Linked DNA regions of Mus musculus: region 1 is linked to region 2. A link is a loop called in an ENCODE intact Hi-C map of the cell type or tissue named here. Cell type or tissue: gastrocnemius. All regions are shown on one strand. Links, peaks and the distances in the headings refer to the core of each region. The heading gives the core; the rest is flanking DNA.

Region 1 (8,932 bases), core at 2,203-4,702, 400 kb before region 2:
AGAAGAGGGCTAAAAATGCCTTAGAACAGTTACTGAGAGGTTGTGAGATGCCATGTGGGTGCTGGGGGCAAATCTGTGTCCTATGGAAGAGCAGCCAGTGCTCTTGATCACTAGGCCATTGCACTCACCCAACTTGGTCATTTTAAATACCGCAGCCTTGACTGGAGATGCCTCAGTAAGTAAAAGCATGGGCTTCCAAGCCTGAAAGCTCTGTTTGTTCTCTGGGACCCACATGGTGGACAGAGAGTACTGACTCTGGAAAGTTGTCTCCTGGCACACACAACCCCACACATACACATACAAAAAATTAAAGTGTAATAAAAATTACAAAAACAAATACTTTTTGTAAGTCACATATTCATATTACATATGACTATAAATGTCTGTGGCTCCAAACTACTGTATAAGTTCAAGTAAAAGAAAATGATTTGATATTGTAACTCAAGGGAATACACACATGTGGAGACACCAAGAGAGCACTGCAGTTTGATGCTAAAGGGATGGGCAGACTCTGAGTCATTGCTCTACTTTTACCTAAAGAATGTATCCACAGGTTATCAAAAAGAATATGAAGCAAGCATCCAGAAAACAACAGGAACTAAGGCACTTTGAGCTTCAGCCCTTTACAGATACCAATGCAGGACTGTAACAAAAGTACTTTGGTCTTGCCAGATACTGGTAACAGGAGGCTACCCATGCGTGGGAGTGCAGGCAGGCAAGCTTTCACACATGCACAGAACTCTCTGTCCCTTCAAGTGTTCTGTGAACCCAAAGCTTCTCTAAGAAGGGCTGGAGAGATGGCTCATAGGTTAAAGTGCACACTTGTAAAGGACTCAAGTTCAGTTCTCAGTAGCTTCAAAGGCTGTAAGTACAACTTCCAAAACAAACAAACAAACTCCACAACAGAACAAAATAAAAATTACAGTTCAGGAGAGAGAGAGAGGGCTCAACTCACCAAAACATTTTTATACCCAAGTCTGAGGACCTGAGTTTGATCCTGGTAATCTACATGGTAAAGGAAAAATTCTTGCAAGTTGCTTGCTGGCCTTCATAAGCTTACCGTGGTAGGTGTGCACACAGACACACAAAATCAATAAATATGAATAAAGCCAAAACAACTGTTCAACACGAGATCTAAAGGGGTTTCTGTTTGTTTTTAATTTGCATCTATCTTTGTGTCCCTGTGTGTAGCGGTCACAGATATCACAAGAGGGCTCTGGATCTCCTGGAGCTGGCATTATAGTGGGCTGATGTAGGTACTGGGAACGCAACTTCAGCCCTCTGCAAGAGCAGCACAGACTAGGCCTCTGGCTCTTGCTTTTAATCCCAATATTCCACAGGCAGAGCAGGCACAGGCCAGCCTAGTCAGGTCAGTCAGGGACAAACACAGAGACCATCTCAAAACAAGCAAGCAAGCAAATATTAATAGGAAGGAAGAACGGAAGGATGGACGAATGGACGGATGGATGGACAGTGGCCTGTGCTCCTACTCTCCAAGCATTACCCCAGTCCTCTAAAGGATTGGTTGCTTTGCTTTTGTTTTGTTTTGTGTTTTTTAATCCCCAATCCTATAATCTTTAAAACCATGAGGGCATCACCAATGTAAGAAAAAGAACTGGATTGCCTCTCAATTTCTGGAGAACAACAACAAACGTCAGAACAGGTAGTATTTTCAGAGGCAGACACTCAAACTCTAGTCCTGGAAAACTATGGAGCTAGTAAAGAGAACAGTGATTGTGGTGGATTGAGGAGCAGGTGTGACTGAAGCAAAGTCTTTCAAAGTGGTGGCAATGCATCATAGTGGCTGATGTCATTAGTAACGTGTCTAAAGACACACTATGCACAGTATCATAGGATTATGTGATTCCTGAAAGATAACTGCACGTTCACCTGTATCTCTACGGTGGGGGATGTTGATGATGGAGAAGCTGTCTATGTGTGGGACCAGGATGTATAGGATAGCTGTGGTTTAAAAGTCCTGTTAAAAAGTGAGACTTTGGGGCTGGTGGTGGTGTGGGGGGCTGGGGGAGATATCAAGATCCATGAGGACTGAACCAAGTAGCAAATGATACAAGTTCTGGTCACAGTTTAAGCATCCTTACCCTGCCCTAAGTATTAGTTCTCCATTACATCTCCAACACCTCCCACCTTTTGATGTAATGTTTTCAGTCTTAGAATCTTTTAAGTGCAAACAAAATGCTACTAGAACATATTGTGCGATGACAACAGAACAGAACAGTACAGAGCTGTCAACACCCTCCAGTAAACGAGACTAATTTCATAGGTTTTGAAAATGCCTTAAGGAATGTGTAAATAAAAATTTCCAGTAAAATGAAAGTCTGGATTTCAGTAAGAAACTGTAATAATGTCTGTAAGCAAGCCTATAATCTTTAAAACAACGATAGCATCATTAATAACAACAAAACAAAACAGAAAAATCTCCAGGAATCAGGTGAGATGTGTCTGAGGACATTAATAGTCCAAGCACTATGTCGAACTCTGGATGCCCACACACATAGACCATTTCAACTGGTCTATTCTATTCTATTCATCTCAACTCCATTCATTCTACGGTCTCGTCCTGAAGCCAGGAGGAAAGTACATTCCTGCACAGTGCGAGCAAGGTTAGTGGCCACCGAGCTTCCACGACAGAACCACAAGAAACTAAAACGGACGTTTTTTGTTGTTGTTGTTGTTGTTTTTTGTTTTGTTGTTGTTGTTGTTTTTAAGACAGAGCGGGGAACACTGTCATTTCCCGGGCAGCTCTTTAGGTACCCACTCGCGTTCGCTTGGGCAGTTGCCTTTGTGGTCAAGCGGTGACTAAGGAGGACTCCCATTCCCACAGGTAGAAACTTGGGTTCAGAAGTCACTAACTTCCGAGGGCACTGGAGTCTAGAGTACCCCAAAGCCCTCATCCCTGTCCCCCACCCCCATCCCCGTGGTCCCGCTGCGCTGGGTCTGGGCCTCTCGGCACCGGCGGCTCCGGCTCACAGCCCTTACCGCTGCGGGGCGACAGGCCCCAGGGTCGGCCGAGCAGGACGCTGAGGACCGGCAAGGCGCACGCGCATCGCACGGCGCGGGGTCTCGGGGCCCCAAGTGCGACGCGGCCGCCAGCCCCGCCGCGACGGGCGACGGCTTCCGCTCGTTCGCCTGCCGCCCGGCCCCGCCTCACTGCTCCGTTTTCCCCGCCGAATACTCACCACGCGATTATCCCGTTTCCCCATGGTGGCCGGCTGAAGGCGCGGGAAGCCGCCGAGGGAGCAGGCCCGAGAAGAAGCCGAAGCGGCCCGCCGCGAGTCCTCTTACCACCTCTATGCCCCGCCCAGAGAGCGGCGCCCCGCCAATCCGGGGAGACCGTATGCGCCACGGCGCCCCCTGGTGGTGCGGAGGACAGCCCGGCGCTAGCGACCGCCTGCGGTTCCCAGGAGCTGCAGCAGGATTCCTGTGACCCACTTAACCATTCCTGAGCAGGACCCACTCTGTAGTCAAATCGGTAACTCAGTTCCTGGGTATCCAATGCCCTCTTCTGACCTTTGTGGGTACCAGGCACACGCACTGCACACCTGTAGGCAAACACATAAAGTAAGTCTAATGGAAAAAATTGTCATAAAACTTAAAAAAATGAGTCTGGGACCAGTCAAATATAGTTAAGACATAATCCTTATCTTTAAGGGGTGTGTTTATTAACTCATAGGGGGAGATAAACACACACAGGTTAGACTTTACTGCTTTGGTGCTATGGGATTATCTGGATTGGACTTAAACTTCAGAAGTGGTCTAGACTCTAGAGACTAATTAATACACCATATTCTCTGACTATTCACAGGCTTAGAAAAAGTGACTTATGGATTCATGTCAACATGAATGCATCAGGAATAAAATCGATCAGAATCCTTTCTGAAATTTTAGAAAATGGAAATATGGGACTTTCATTATACTGAAGAAAATCCTTTAGCCTTTCCCCAGACCTCATGGATATGAGGTGAGGGGTGGGTGGGTAGACATCATGAGTTTGAGGCTATTTTGAGCAACAAAGTAAGTCCAAGTCTGATCTGGGTAACTTAGACATTGTGTAAAGTAAAATTCAAAGGGAAAAAGGCTGGTATATGCTGCAGGATATGTGATCACACTGTGAAACCTGAGATTGTATTATTTACTAAAAAACAGTTGTTTCTAGTTGTGGTATGACTCAGCACTTAGAACACAGTTTTAATCCCAAACAGTGAAGGTAAAGTTAGTTTGTAGAAGGAAGCACCCATATTTGAAAGTTATGTGTAATTGAGTGGCAGACAAAGTGATGAATCAGAGAACAACCTGACAAAATAGACTATATAGAATATGCCCAACTGTCAGGAGAGAGGCAGTGAAGCCACTTAGGAGAGCAGTGCAGAGAGAAAGCGAGGAGAGAGGCAGTTTTACTGAGATGGGTTGAAAAGAGAACAAGCTAGACACGGGTGAAGACAGAATGAGTCAGAGAGTGAGAAGGAGCCAGAAGATTAGAACAGGTTGCCAGAGTTAACTCGGGGCCAATCAGAGCAATTCAGTCAGAAAGTGAGAGAAGCCAGTTAGAACCAGTCAGCTTGGAGAGGAATTTGAGCCAGAACAGCTGAATTGAACCAGCCAGTCAGAGTTCAGAAAGAACAAGAGAGGGTGAATATTTTCAGCAGTAACTTATCAGAGCCTGTAAAACATTCTAGGCCTATATTAGATTGCACAGAGGCTTCCAGGACCAGGCCTAGGTTAGCAGACTGAGGCAGTAAGCCTCAGAGATGACATTTAATTTAGGGAAATAAAAGTTTACGAGTAACACCAGTGACAGTGATACAGCATTTACCTAGCATGTGCGAGGCCCTGCATGGAATCCAGTACCTCAAAGAAAATCTTCTTCTCGCTGACAGAGACTCTCTCCTTTCTCACCCTCTATTGTTGCAACAGATATTCCAATCTCCACTTTCTTTCTTAAAACGGTCCTGTATTAGTTTGGATGTAATTGGTCTCCATAGGCCCATAGGGAGTGGTGCTATTAGAAGGTGTGGCCTCGCTGGAGTGGGTGTGGTCTTGTTGGAGAAAGTGTCTCGATGGAGGCAGGCTTTGATGTCTCCGACTCCACTATGGCCAGTGACACAATTCTCCTTCTGCTGCCTGTGGATCAACATGTAGAACTCCCAGTTGCTTCTCTAGCACCATGTCTGCCTGTATGTCACCATGCTTCCTGCCATGATGATAATGGACAACCCCAATTAAACGTTGTTCTTTATAAGAATTGCCTTGGTCATGATGTCTGTTCACAGCAGTAAATCCCTAAGACAGTTCTCGAACTGTGTTGAATATAACCCATGGTGGTTCTTCTAGTACCACTCAGTGCTGATTGTTCTTGGGGAACCAGCTTCACTGCCCACCATGGACTTGGCCTCAAGGTTTTATTTCTGTTTCTCCTTCCTTATCCCTTACTTTCAACTAAAGGTGATGATTAACTACTTTTGCTTTGTACCCAATGCAGAGAGTCTGTGAGCAGTAGCCTATTCTTTCTTTGTGGCTCACTGACGATGCTGACAGTTGTCAGCCAGTGTTTCCAGAAGCCCAACTGGAGATGCCAGAGAAGATGGGGAGTTTTCCCTTTAGCTTCTCCTTGCTTTTACTTTCCTCATCTTTGGCTTGCTTGACACAATTCAACAGGAAGATTTGTGTTTCCTCTGGCTATCTTTAGCCATCAAGTGACCCAGTCCTAGAGCAGGTGTCTCAGTGGAGAACAGAGAAAGAGGAAAACTAGCCAGGACACAGGGGAGATGGTGAGAAAGGACGTCATAAAACCTACATCAATCCAAGTCTTTCCAGAACAAAATTCACAGTGACTCTGTGGGAAGACTAAAGAGATGCCTTTAGACACCACCTGCACATGTGATCAGCTAAGCAACACACTTCCTTCTAGCAGTGAATTTCACGCTGTCTCAAATGCCTAAGGCATAATCAAGAGATTGCATTTCATCTTTTAGATGAGAAGAATGGAGGGCAGGGAGAGCCAAGTTTTTTGCTTAGTGTCTCACGGTGACAAAGCAGAGCTGCTGAGCATTTGTACACAAGTGTGTCAAACGTGAAAATACATGTCTCCCTTACTGTCTCCCTTACATGTCTCCTCCCGCTGTCGCTATGGGGGAAAGGGAGGAGTGAAAACCTTGCATTTCAGGGAGACTGTGACCCTGGGCAGACTTCCTACTGAAGAGCTGAGAGGGAAGAGGGAAGAGCTTGGCTTAAAGGAGATAGACAGGGCCAAGTATGACAGCACGGGGTGATAGTGCTGAAAGGGCACATGAGGCTGGAGGCAAAAGGCGGCTTGTTTTATTGTACAGATGTGTTTTGAATAGGAGTAGATGCATAACTTCAAAAGAGCAAAACTGTAAATAACAGTAATAACTGTATCAATAACTCTCTTGGGTAGAGATGTTCCAAATGAGTGGCATTCACTAATTATAACTTGGGAAGTATACTAGATGATCGTCCCATACTGCTGAGTTATTTGTTGTATGGGTGCTTGAGAATTTGAATGGAAACAGATGTAGACACTTAATCTACAAACTCAAATGTCTGTTGTTTGGATGTATGTATTCTTAGCCTTCAGGGATAAGAGTGACACATTATATTTGATGATAATAGCCCCTGCAACAATTGTTCTTTTGTTGGAAGGCATCAAGTTTAATATTTATGACAAAGGAAACAGTTAAAGTATAGTACTCCCATGCAGTGACAAACATGCATGAGCTTTAAAAGTGAGATAGAGCTGTGTGTCTTGATATGGGGAAATGGCCATTACGTATTACTGGAGAAAAAGAAACTATAAAACATATATAGCCCATGACAGCATGGAGTAAATAAAACAATGTGTAAGGCTGGCTGGGTGGCTCAGTTGGTAAAGGCTTGCTGGGCAAGGATGAGGACTGGAGTTCAAATCCTCAGCACACACCCAATGTCACGCAGGAATAGTGGTCCACCAGCAAGCTCTGGAGGTGGAGATATGTTCTCCTAAGCAAGTTGGATAGCTAGACTAGCTGAATTGGTGAGCTTTGGGATCAAGTGAGAGACCCTGCCTCACATGTACCTACCCACAAATGTGCACGCACCCACATACATGTGAATGCACAGATGAACGTCACTCTGTCACACACACACACACACACACACACACACACATCAGTAAAAAGAAAACTTATTTGTTCATGTGGTCTGTAGTTTTATGTAGACTCAACACAAGTATAGTTATCAGAGAGGAGGGAGGCTCGATTGAGAAAGCCTGTAGGGTAATTTTTAAATTAGTCATTGATAGGGGAGGCCCAGCTCATCATGCATGGGGTTATCCCTGGGCTGGTGGTCCTGGGTTTTGTAAGAAAGCAGGCTGAGCAAGCCATGAGGAGCAAGCCAGTAAGCAGAATTCCTCCGTGGCCTCTCCATCAGCTCCTGCCTCCACGTCTCTGCCCTGTCTGAGTTCCTGCCTTGATTTCCTTTAATGGTAAACTATGTTGGGGAAGTGTAATCTAAATAAACTCTCTCCCTCAACCCAACTTGCTTTTTGGTCATGGTTTCATCAAACAATAGAAACCCTAAGAAAGGCAGTTCAGATTATGAACTACTTAGCCACAGATGGCCTGTATAAGTGACAATTCATATTGTTCAGTGTGTGTGTGTATGTGTGTGTGTGTGTGTGTGTATTCTTGAATATGTTTTGGCAATTTTCTGAAAATTCTCCACAAAGTTTTCCTGGTCAGTCCCTCAGAGTACTGTTAGTAATTCAATAAGTCAGACAGAGGAAGTGTTATCCTTCACAGGTTCTATTATTGTCTCAAGTATTCCACTGACTCTCCCTGGGGATCCACGCTTGCCATGTGTCTTCTGGATACAATTTTGCTCTGCGGCATTCCAGCAACGACGACATGTCATTGTGATCATCTGTGCTCCTGGTACTCACGTTCCTTACTGTACAATATCTGTAAAAGATTTACTCGTAAGGAATTCGTGCCCTTGAAAAGCAAGCAGTCGCTTTATTTAATTAGTTGCTCTTTTATAAGCTCAGGTTGAATTCTTTTGAATTCCCCCTCTAAAAGCAGGGGAAGTTAGCAAGAAAGTGAGTCAGAAAGGAGGGTTTCCCATGCCCATGAGCGCTTTAACTGAACCAATGCTGTAATTTTCCTCTTGTTCCATCCTTGTTGATGTGACTCATGAGCTATGAAAGTCACTGCTCAAATATTTCAGACTGGCCAAGACATCTTTACACTTATTAATTAAGTGTCCATTTTATCATGGCAGTGAACAAATAGCATTTTCCAGCCTGTAATGTAGTTTGAATTTTGACAACTGTGTATTCATGTAATCATGGCCACAACCAAGCAGAGAAAGATTTCCATCTGTCTAAATGCTCTCTGGTGCTCTTACACGATTAACTTCCTTCCCTGTCTTCCAGTCTGTGCAAACCACCAATCTGTTTTCTGTTGCTGTGGTTTTGCCTTTACAAGAACTTCATATAAGTGGGTAAGTGTTTGTGTTTATGTCTTTGTGTGTTTGAACGTGTGTGCATGTGTGTAGAAGCCAGAAGCTGACACTGGGTGTTTTCCTCTGTTCTTCTCCACCTTTTCTTTCTTTTCTCTCCTCTCCTCTCCTCTCCTCTCCTCTCCTCTCCTCTCCTCCTCCTCCTCCTCCTTCTTCTTCTTCTTCTTCTTCTTCTTCTTCTTCTTCGAGACAGGGTTTCCTATTGAACTTGGAATTCATGGATTCCGCTTGACTGGCTGGTCAGCAGGCTCTGAGGATGTTGTCACAACCTTGCCCTTCCCACACTGGAATTATAAACATGTCTGACTTTAAGTTTGTGTTGGGGACAGGCATCAAGTCTTCATGCTTGCTGAACAGGTACTTTAGCAAATGAGCCATCTTCCAAACAAACAAACAA
Region 2 (8,932 bases), core at 3,448-5,947:
CATTAAATTTAAATGTGGCTCCCTCTTCCCCCCCCCCCTCCACAAGAAAGTGATTTAAAAAGAAATGGGGACACCGAGAACAAACTAAAAATATATCTAAACAGCTTAGCTGTGTGCCAAGAAGGCTCAACACATGACTATGTGATATCCTAGGCTACATGAATGGTGTTTTTTTTCTTTTGTTTGCTTGTTTTGTTTTGTTTTATGTGACAAACTAAAATCTCCTGACCTTTGATTTGAGGCTAACTATGTTAGCATGTTCAGTGTTCCCCAGTGCTTCCCATGCAGTCCCAACAGCTGTTATTTCAATTATGCAGGCCTAAGGACTCACAAGAAAGTATTGTCTGATGTTCCAGATGATGGCCTGCACTGTCATCTTAATCTATGAACAAGCCCGGCCCAGGGGGGATGCTTAGTTTGTAGCAGGGAAGGTCAATTACATTCTCATTAAATTGAACACGGATGGCATCCTGTGGAGGATTAAAGTTCTTGGCTGTTATGAAATTGCCTAATTATCACTACTACATTCGGAAGCAGAAGCTACTGTCAACGTTGGGAACATACTTGTGATTTAAGAAGCATGTGCATGCTGCTCAGAAGGACCTAGTGGGAAAGATGACTTTCCAGTAATCAATACTAGAAATAAGTTTTTGTTGGCCTTAAAACACAACCTATGATTATTCTTCTGCTGACTTAACATCCATAACCGTACTGGGTTTGGCAACCATTAAAACGTTATTACCTTCCTTCAGCCACTGTTCATCTGGAGACGTCCCTCCCTTCCCCCAAAACAAACAAACAAACAAACAACCCCAAAAAGCAAGTTGTTAGGCACTTTGAGGTAGGTGTCTCTTTTGAGAGGCCAAAGGATACCCAACCAATTTGGGAGGAACCCAGGACCCAGGTTCATTTCTCCCCCGACTGCAGACCACTGTATGATGCTGTTATCTCCAGAGTCTGTACTGCCTTGGCAATCGGTCTCATGACATTCTAATCTACTTCACTGAGCCAAAGCTTTTAAAAGTCGATTTAAAACTTTATTTATTCAGTTGCACATGCATGGCTTAAACACCACCAAATGCATCCTGGAGTTGGACATGAGACATGACATCCCTGAGCAGTAAATCCCTTGAATGAGTACATTTTCTTCCCCTGTGGGTGTCTTCTTCTTGGCCATTGTCTGTCTTCTTTTCATGCCTGTCAGGCGGTGGCCATGACTGTGCAGTTATAAAGGTCAGTGGCCCAGCAGAGAGGTCAGGCCCCGCAGAAGGCGTGCTGATGAAGCCTTACAATGCACACTGAATATGTTAACTCTCTACCTCACTCCCAGGGCAGGCTACAGTTGTTTCCTGTGTGGTATGGCGTTCACCCAGAACTCTAAGGTATGGACCACTCCAGCCAGGCGTCTCCTAACCACAGCCTACAGAGTAAACACCTCTAGCTCCCCATACCACTGAATTCTTCATTTGATTAGTTCAGTCCTCACCAAAATGAAAGAAAATGTTTTTCTCTCATTTTCATAAATGACATGGAAGGTTTTTAGGGATTATTTATCATGTAGACAGTAAACCACACCATCCCGGCTGGCTTAGTTGGTAAAGTACTTGTTGGGTCAGCATGAGAACTTGAGTTTGATTCCCAGAACCCATCTAAGGATGTGAGGGATGGAACAATGAGCCTGTAATCCCAGTGTTGGAAGGCAGAGACAAGCACATCCCTGTGGTTTACTTGCCAGCCAGCCTAGCCTAATCAGCTATCAAAGAACAGTAAAAGATGCCCTCTGAAGTAACAAAACAAACAAACAAACAAACAAACAAACAAACAAAGCAATGTGGCTGGCACCTGAGGAACAACACTTGAGGCAGACCTCTTGCCTCCTATGTACACATAGGCATCCTTACAAAGAAAAATACCTATGAGCCTTGGTTCCTACCTCACCCCATATCAGTATACAAAGACTAATCAGATGATTCTGGACTTCATGGTAGAGAAGAGAGAGGAGGGAGGGGCCAGCAGGCAAGGCCGGCACAATCGCAATCCTAATCTTGAAAGTACACTGTAGTCCTGGGTACAAGGAACTGCCTGGTCCAGGCCCTTACTTCAGCACCCTGCCTCCCTTAATGTTTGTTAATATTCATTTTTAAAGACAGAGTAGTAGATTCCAGAACATCCCCTGTTAACTCTTTTCAGTACTCTCTTTTCTTCAAGATTCTATCTTTGAACTTCAAGGTTGGATCTATTCATATATATGTATATATATGTATGTGTATATGTATATAAAGCATACTCATCTTTAGGACAACTGAATTAAAACTGGAAAAAAGAAAGAAAACAAACAGACTTGAACACTGAAGCAACCTCAAACATCTCTTTATTTTGATGATATATTTTTGTAAAGAAAATAAATAATCATATGATCAGGAATGTATATAACTAAAAGAAATCAAGAAAAAATGACAGTATGCATTTTAAAAGAATTATAAATTATCAGTGCTTGGAATGGGGCTAAGGAAAGTGCTGAAATATAAAAAAAAAAGGAAATAATGTAGATTGTACCATTGTAAATGTTCACAAGTAGTTAAGCTTTAAATGAACAGGATTATTATGAATGAGTGTTAAGAAGGTCAGAGCCTGGCCTTCCGGTCTTTGCCCTGTGAGTATGGAAAGAAATACGGCAACCATAGGTCACTAGTCAACGGACCCCCAAAACTTGTGAATTTGATGCAAAATGACCATCCAGACACTGTTCCACCTGGGGATCCATCCCATAAACAACCACCAAACCCACACACTATTGCAGATACCAACAAGTTTTTGCTGACAGGAGCCTGATATAGCTGTCTCCTGAGAAGCTCTGCCAGTGCCTGACAAATACAGAAGTGGATGCACACAGTCATCCACTGGACAGAGCACAGGGTCCTCAATGAAGGAGCTAGAGAAAGCACCCAAGGAGCTGAAGGGGTTTGCAGCCCGATAGGAGGAACAACAATATGAACTAACCAGTACCCCCAGGACTCTCTGGGACTAAGCCACCAATCAAAGAAAACACATGGTGGGACTTGTGTCTCTAGCTGCATAAGTAGCAGAGGATGGCCTAGTCGGCCATCAATGGGAGGAGAGGCCCTTGGTCTTGGGAAGGTTCTATGCCCCAGTATAGGGGATGCCAGGGCCAGGAGGCGGGAGTGGGTGGGTTGGGGAGCAGGGGGAGGGAGGAGGGGATAGGGAATTTTCAGAGGGGAGACTAGGAAAGGGGACAACATTTGAAATATAAATAAAGAAAATATCTAGTAAAAAAAAAAGTAGGCTTTGTTTTTCAGCTTCCTCTGCAGTTCCATGTGAAGATTGGTAAATCAGTTTTTAATTGTATTATAATAAAACATAATTTGGATGGATATCTTGAAAAAATATATGTATCAGTTTTTGAGATTATAATTATTCCATTTTCCCTTCCCTTATCCCAAACCCTGCTATGTATGCCCCTTGTTCTTTTTAGGATTAATGGATTGTTTTCCTTAGTTGGACACTCACAGGCACGTGCACACATGCACATAAGCCCAGGCATGTGCACACTCTCACATCTCTGTGCATCAGGCCTTTAATGAGAGCTTCTTTCTCTGACAGCTCTGGAACTATTGGTTTACCTGAGATTGCTTGCTCCTCTCTGACTGGGAGTCTCAGATGCACACCCCAGGATGCTAGCGTGGTACAGTCCATATCTGCAGATGGCCTTCATCCTCACTGCAAGCCTGTCCTAAAGGAAATGGGATTATGCTTCACCAGCGGGATTTGGAATAGGAGCAACTTCCTGACTGATGGTTTCCTCCCATAGAATCTTTAAAATTAGAGTCGCTTCCTATTTTTCAATCTTTCCTTCTCTCTCTCTCTCTCTCTCTCTCTCTCTCTCTCTCTCTCTCTCTCTCTCCCTCCCTCCCTCCCTGCCTCTCTCTCTCTCTTTCTTTCTTTTTCAAGACTCTCCCCATGAATGTATATGCTCGTGTTGTTAAGAGGAGACAGCTTATTACCCACTCAAATTTCAAATTAGAGACAACTTAGAATACTTCAATTCTTTTCCGTAACAATTTAGCAGACAGCAAATGTCTTGTTCTTATCTCTTTTTTTTTTTTTTTTAAAGATTTATTTATTTATTATATGTAAGTACACTGTAGCTGTCTTCAGACACTCCAGAAGAGGGCGTCAGATCTCGTTACGGATGGTTGTGAGCCACCATGTGGTTGCTGGGATTTGAACTTCGGACCTTCGGAAGAGCAGTCGGGTGCTCTTACCCACTGAGCCATCTCACCAGCCCTTGTTCTTATCTCTTAAAGGACCCAAAAGTGCTTTAGCAAACTAAAGAAATAACAAGAAATATGTTTATGGAACAATAAATTATTGTCTATAAATAATATTATTTTCTCATTAGCAGCTATTTGAGAGAAACCCTGAAGGACCCCAAACTGAATTTGAAAAGCAAGTCTTTGCAGTGCTTACTGAAGATTGACACTATGATGCTGACAAATGAAGAAAAATATCAAGTATTACTGCCATCTAGTGACCACTTTGGGTCACCGCCACCATTTGCGGCAGCCCTGAACCTCACTCAGCTCTCACCCTCAAGTTCTGTGAATGGTTAAGTTGCCCAGGAAGGGTTGAGAGTCAGTTCACTCTTCCTGCTTTAAAAGTCAATCAGAGGTTACCAACGAGAGCCAATGAGAGACTAGCAAACAGATGCTGGTGTTTAAGACCTTTCACTTTTTGTTTCCTAATTGAATTTCATCTTGGTGACAGAATGTGATCGGAGTGGTAAATCGCTTGAGAGCTTATTGAAACTTCCTTTGGAAGTAAACGTGTGGTACATTTTTGTCACAGTTCTGTGAGCACTTGATGAACATACTATCTTTCTTTTTTCTACTTGTGTGTTTGTTTAAATTTTCATCTTACACAGCAAGTTTAAGTATTAATTGGGTTGCTCCACTTTTTCATAAGCTACGTTTATTCCTGACATCATTTTCTTCTGATCCAGATGATATAGACTTGTCCTCTCTAACTTTGATTCATCTCTTCTTATTGCACCGACATTTTTGCCCCTGTATTTAAAGTGATCGCCCCTGCCTTCAGGCCTTGTTTATCCACTACCAATTTCCCTACTATCGATTGTTTCAGGAAGGAATTTGTCTGGCCTCTGTCTCTCTGTTTCTATCTAACTTGCACGTGGGTGCACACACAAGTGAAGTAGAGTCCATGTTGGGCTCCCTCCATTACTCCCAGTTTTGCTTTTGACACGGGATCTCTCTGTAGGAGCTGAAGCTTGCCATTTTGACTAGACTGGCTGGCCAGGGAGCCCTTGGCATCCACTGTGTCTCTTCCCCCTGGGAACTGGGAATCAGTCATCATCACGGATGCAATGGTAAGCCCATGCCTGCTTTAAAAACTATCCTGCATTCTCTTGTCAGAAACTATATCTCAATAGTTTTGTTGCTTCCTCTTTGGTATTTAGCAAACAGAATATTTAGCGTTGTGTTACCGTTGGGTTTGACGTTCCTGTTGTCTTATGCACCTCAGGTGGATCATTCTTAGTTCCACATAGTATTCCACTCGTGTGTGTGTGTGTGTGTGTGTGTGTGTGTGTGTGTATTTTAAAGAACTTGTTTTTATTTATGTGTCCCTGTGTGCATTTGCCACATGTGAGCACTTGTAACATGGAGTTCAGAGGAGGGTGTCAGGCTCCTCAGAGCTGGACTTAGTTGTGAGCCAGTCATGTGGGTGCTGGGAACTGAACTCAGGTCCTCTGGATGAACAGCAAACATTCTTAACTGCTGAGCCATTTCTTCAGGCAGGTCCACATATTATGACTTTTGAGTATGTGAAGTCTACTCATTCTCTTGTCAAGAGATACTTATTTCTTACTTCAAGAGAGGCTGGACACCACTCATCCATTCCTTGGTGTACTCTCATGTGAGAACTTCCCAAGAAATTTTCATTGATCTTCCCTAACATCATCTTGGATCTCACACGCACTATTGTCTCGCCAGCAAGAACACACGCGTGAGAAACCGGATCCTTCTGCAGCAACTTTATTACACCAGTTTCAACATGAAGAGGAAGACCCCAAGCACCAAAAAGGCGCTGCTTATATACACCTTAGTGTGGCGTGTCCACACCTGATTGGCTGCTCTCCCAGAGCCTCATCACCATGCCCCGGGATGGGCCGTGACTTGGCACGAAAACACTCTCACACATGCGCACATTGCTTGTTTACCAATTAGGCCACGCAGGCACAGCGGAAACCGCTTCCCACACTTGGAAGATAGGGCATGCACAAACACTGACAATTATAATATCTCAAAGTTTCAGTTTGAATTTGAAGTGGCAAGTTATGTCCCTTTTCTCTTATAAATACTATCATTTTAAGATGCAATCACTCAAATATCAAGGCAGGGTGATGAGGGCTCCCACTAACAGGAAGAAACATGAAGACACACCTTCAGGGGAGTCTGAAATATTACATTCTCCCCTTTCCCCCTTAGACTCACGTTTCTGCACTTTGATCCTAATTTTTTTTTTTAAGATTTATTTATTTATTATATGTAAGTACACTGTAGCTGTCTTCAGACACTCCAGAAGAGGGAGTCAGATCTTGTTACAGATGGTTGTGAGCCACCATGGGGTTGCTGGGATTTGAACTCCGGATCTTCGGAAGAGCAGTCGGGTGCTCTTACCCACTGAGCCATCTCACCAGCCCCTGATCCTAATTCTTTTAAGCAATAATTGTATGTGTGTTTATTTGTGTGGCAGGAGGCCATGGGCACGCCACGACAATAATTGTATGTGTGTTTATTTGTGTGGCAGGAGGCCATGGGCACGCCACGACAATAATTGTATGTGTGTTTATTTGTGTGGCAGGTGGCCATGGGCACGCCACGACACTGCGAGGAGGTCAGAGAACCTTCAGGAGCCGCTTCTCCCTTTCTAGCATGTGGATCCTAGGTGTGCAGCTCTGGTGTCAGACATGCTGACAAGCATGGTAACTTGCTGAACATCCCTCGCACCTTCTTAATGAATTATATCTTAACACTTGAAAATAGTTCCTCAGTCTCGTTATAGTTCTATAACAAAGTATAAATGAAAAAAATTAAAACCCCCTCCACTCTGCAGCAACCCAAAGTCCTGAATGTTCAAGCGTCTTAGCCTGGATTGAGTTCGGAGGATTATTGGTGCTACTATGTGTTAAATGAATTGAAAATTCTAGCTTGTTCATATAAAAGATGCACAGTCTGGGCATTTGATTTACAAGCTGTGAGCCTAGATTGGGCAGGTTTTGGAGCTTACATCCCAGTCACATGTCCCTTTTCCTTGCTGTTTCTCCTGGCCACGTGCTCATGGTCAGTCTCCTTTCATGGCAGCTCCCTCCTCCTTCAGTCTCTTGTTTTCTTTCTCTCCTGTTTTTACTTGTAGCCCTGAGCCAGGTAACTGGAAAAAACCCACCTACCTCTATCTACTGCCAATTACAGGCTTTAGCTTTTTATTGACCGATTAACTTGGGGAGAGAGGTTACATAGCATCCCTTGATGTGAGAATCTTCTCATGGGGGCCACCAGATCTTGGGGTGTAAACTTTAGCATTTGAGTACAAGTAGCACCAGACCAATCCCCTACAACTATGAAACTGAGCAAAGCCATGCGGTTATTTTCATGAACATTTATTAGATATTAAAAATTTGGAAACATGTCAGGATGAAGTATATGTGAGCGGCCATTTGGACACCCATGTGGTCAGTGCTATGAAGAGGGGAGCATGGACCCATTTCACTTCTGCTGCTCCTAGGAACTCCTGTTTGCAAGACTGGTGGGTGGAAAGCACCAGTCTCACTATGTTTTGTCAATGATTTGAGCTCATGATAAGGAACACTGTTAAAATGTAATGTGTCATGTGACTTGAAGTGCTCTGGAGAAAGCACCCATCGGTCTCTGGGACCAATCATTGTGCAGATGCTGCAGCTTGTACTAGAGATTGACCCACTGCAAGAACAATTTAATGTCATAAAATTTCCCCCAATGATTAATATGATTAGGATTATTTTCCATTTTACTATCAGCAAATATTTAGATGGTTTCTGGGGAAATTATATGAAATTATATTTCATATAATTCCTGAGACAAAGAGCAAATGGAGAATTGCACCTGCTGTGCTTTGACTAGCGGGAAGACACACAGCGAGAGCGCACAGGGAGCCTCAGAGCAGCTTTGCCAGTGGCAACTTTGGATAGAGTGCCGCTGTTTCACATCTTAGAGACGTTACCACAAAGGCACAGCGTTAACTAACCCACGTGACAACCTGAATTTTCAACTCACAAAGTCTTTGTTAGCTAAATGAAAAAGTCTTGGAAAAAAGCATGTGTATGTCTAAAACTCGAGTAAACACATCAACATCTATTTCCAGGTGTGTTGTAAACAGCAGTGAAAGCATCAACAGATTCTAGAAACGGGCAGGAAAAGGCTGTGCGAGAAGGGTCACGTGACAGCTCTACCATTACAGCCATAATACAATAAATAAAAGGAAAGCAGAGTGGTCACAGTCTTTACTTATTCTGAAACAACAAAATGTAAAATGTGCTTTGTGTGAAATAGGAGTAAGAGAAGATGGGATTTCATTGGACAGAAAGGTGTGAAAAGCTGGAGAGATGGCTTCGTAAGTAGTTTGTGTAGCTCTTGCAGAGAACCTGGGCTAGGTTTCCAGCACACACTGGGTGGCCCACAACTACCTCTAGCTTCCTGATTCAGATGTCTCTGGCCTCCACAGATATCTGCACTTGTGAGCTCTTCCTCCTATCCCCCAAATACACAGAATTAAAAATGATAAGAACAAGTATTTAAAATGTGTGAGAATGTTACCCACGCCGTATGTGTGTGTTAGATGCTGGCTTAGCTTCCGAAGC

The links. Peaks named below come from ENCODE experiments on the same cell type or tissue, not always from the same donor. Only the 100,000 strongest peaks of a DNase experiment are listed, where the experiment ranks them.
Region 1: it touches region 2 in a loop (5-fold over the local background); 3 of 42 quality-filtered maps call a loop at or near these places.

The regions. Positions count from the first base shown.
Region 1 is chr5:3,538,216-3,547,147 of GRCm38, reverse strand. Fam133b (family with sequence similarity 133, member B) reads right to left here and starts at 3,315. Exons shown (of 11, transcript NM_001042501.1): 1 at 3,201-3,315. The coding sequence starts at 3,224. In gastrocnemius, for the core only: no CTCF peak of the experiment used is centred there; DNase peaks (open chromatin) are centred at 3,057 and 3,354; H3K4me3 peaks cover 1,448 bases; H3K27ac peaks cover 1,265 bases.
Region 2 is chr5:3,142,414-3,151,345 of GRCm38, reverse strand. No RefSeq gene overlaps it. Among named protein-coding and RNA genes, the nearest start is that of Gm36548, 120 kb to the left of the region's middle. In gastrocnemius, for the core only: CTCF peaks have their summits at 4,383 and 4,582 (motif pointing left); a DNase peak (open chromatin) is centred at 4,570.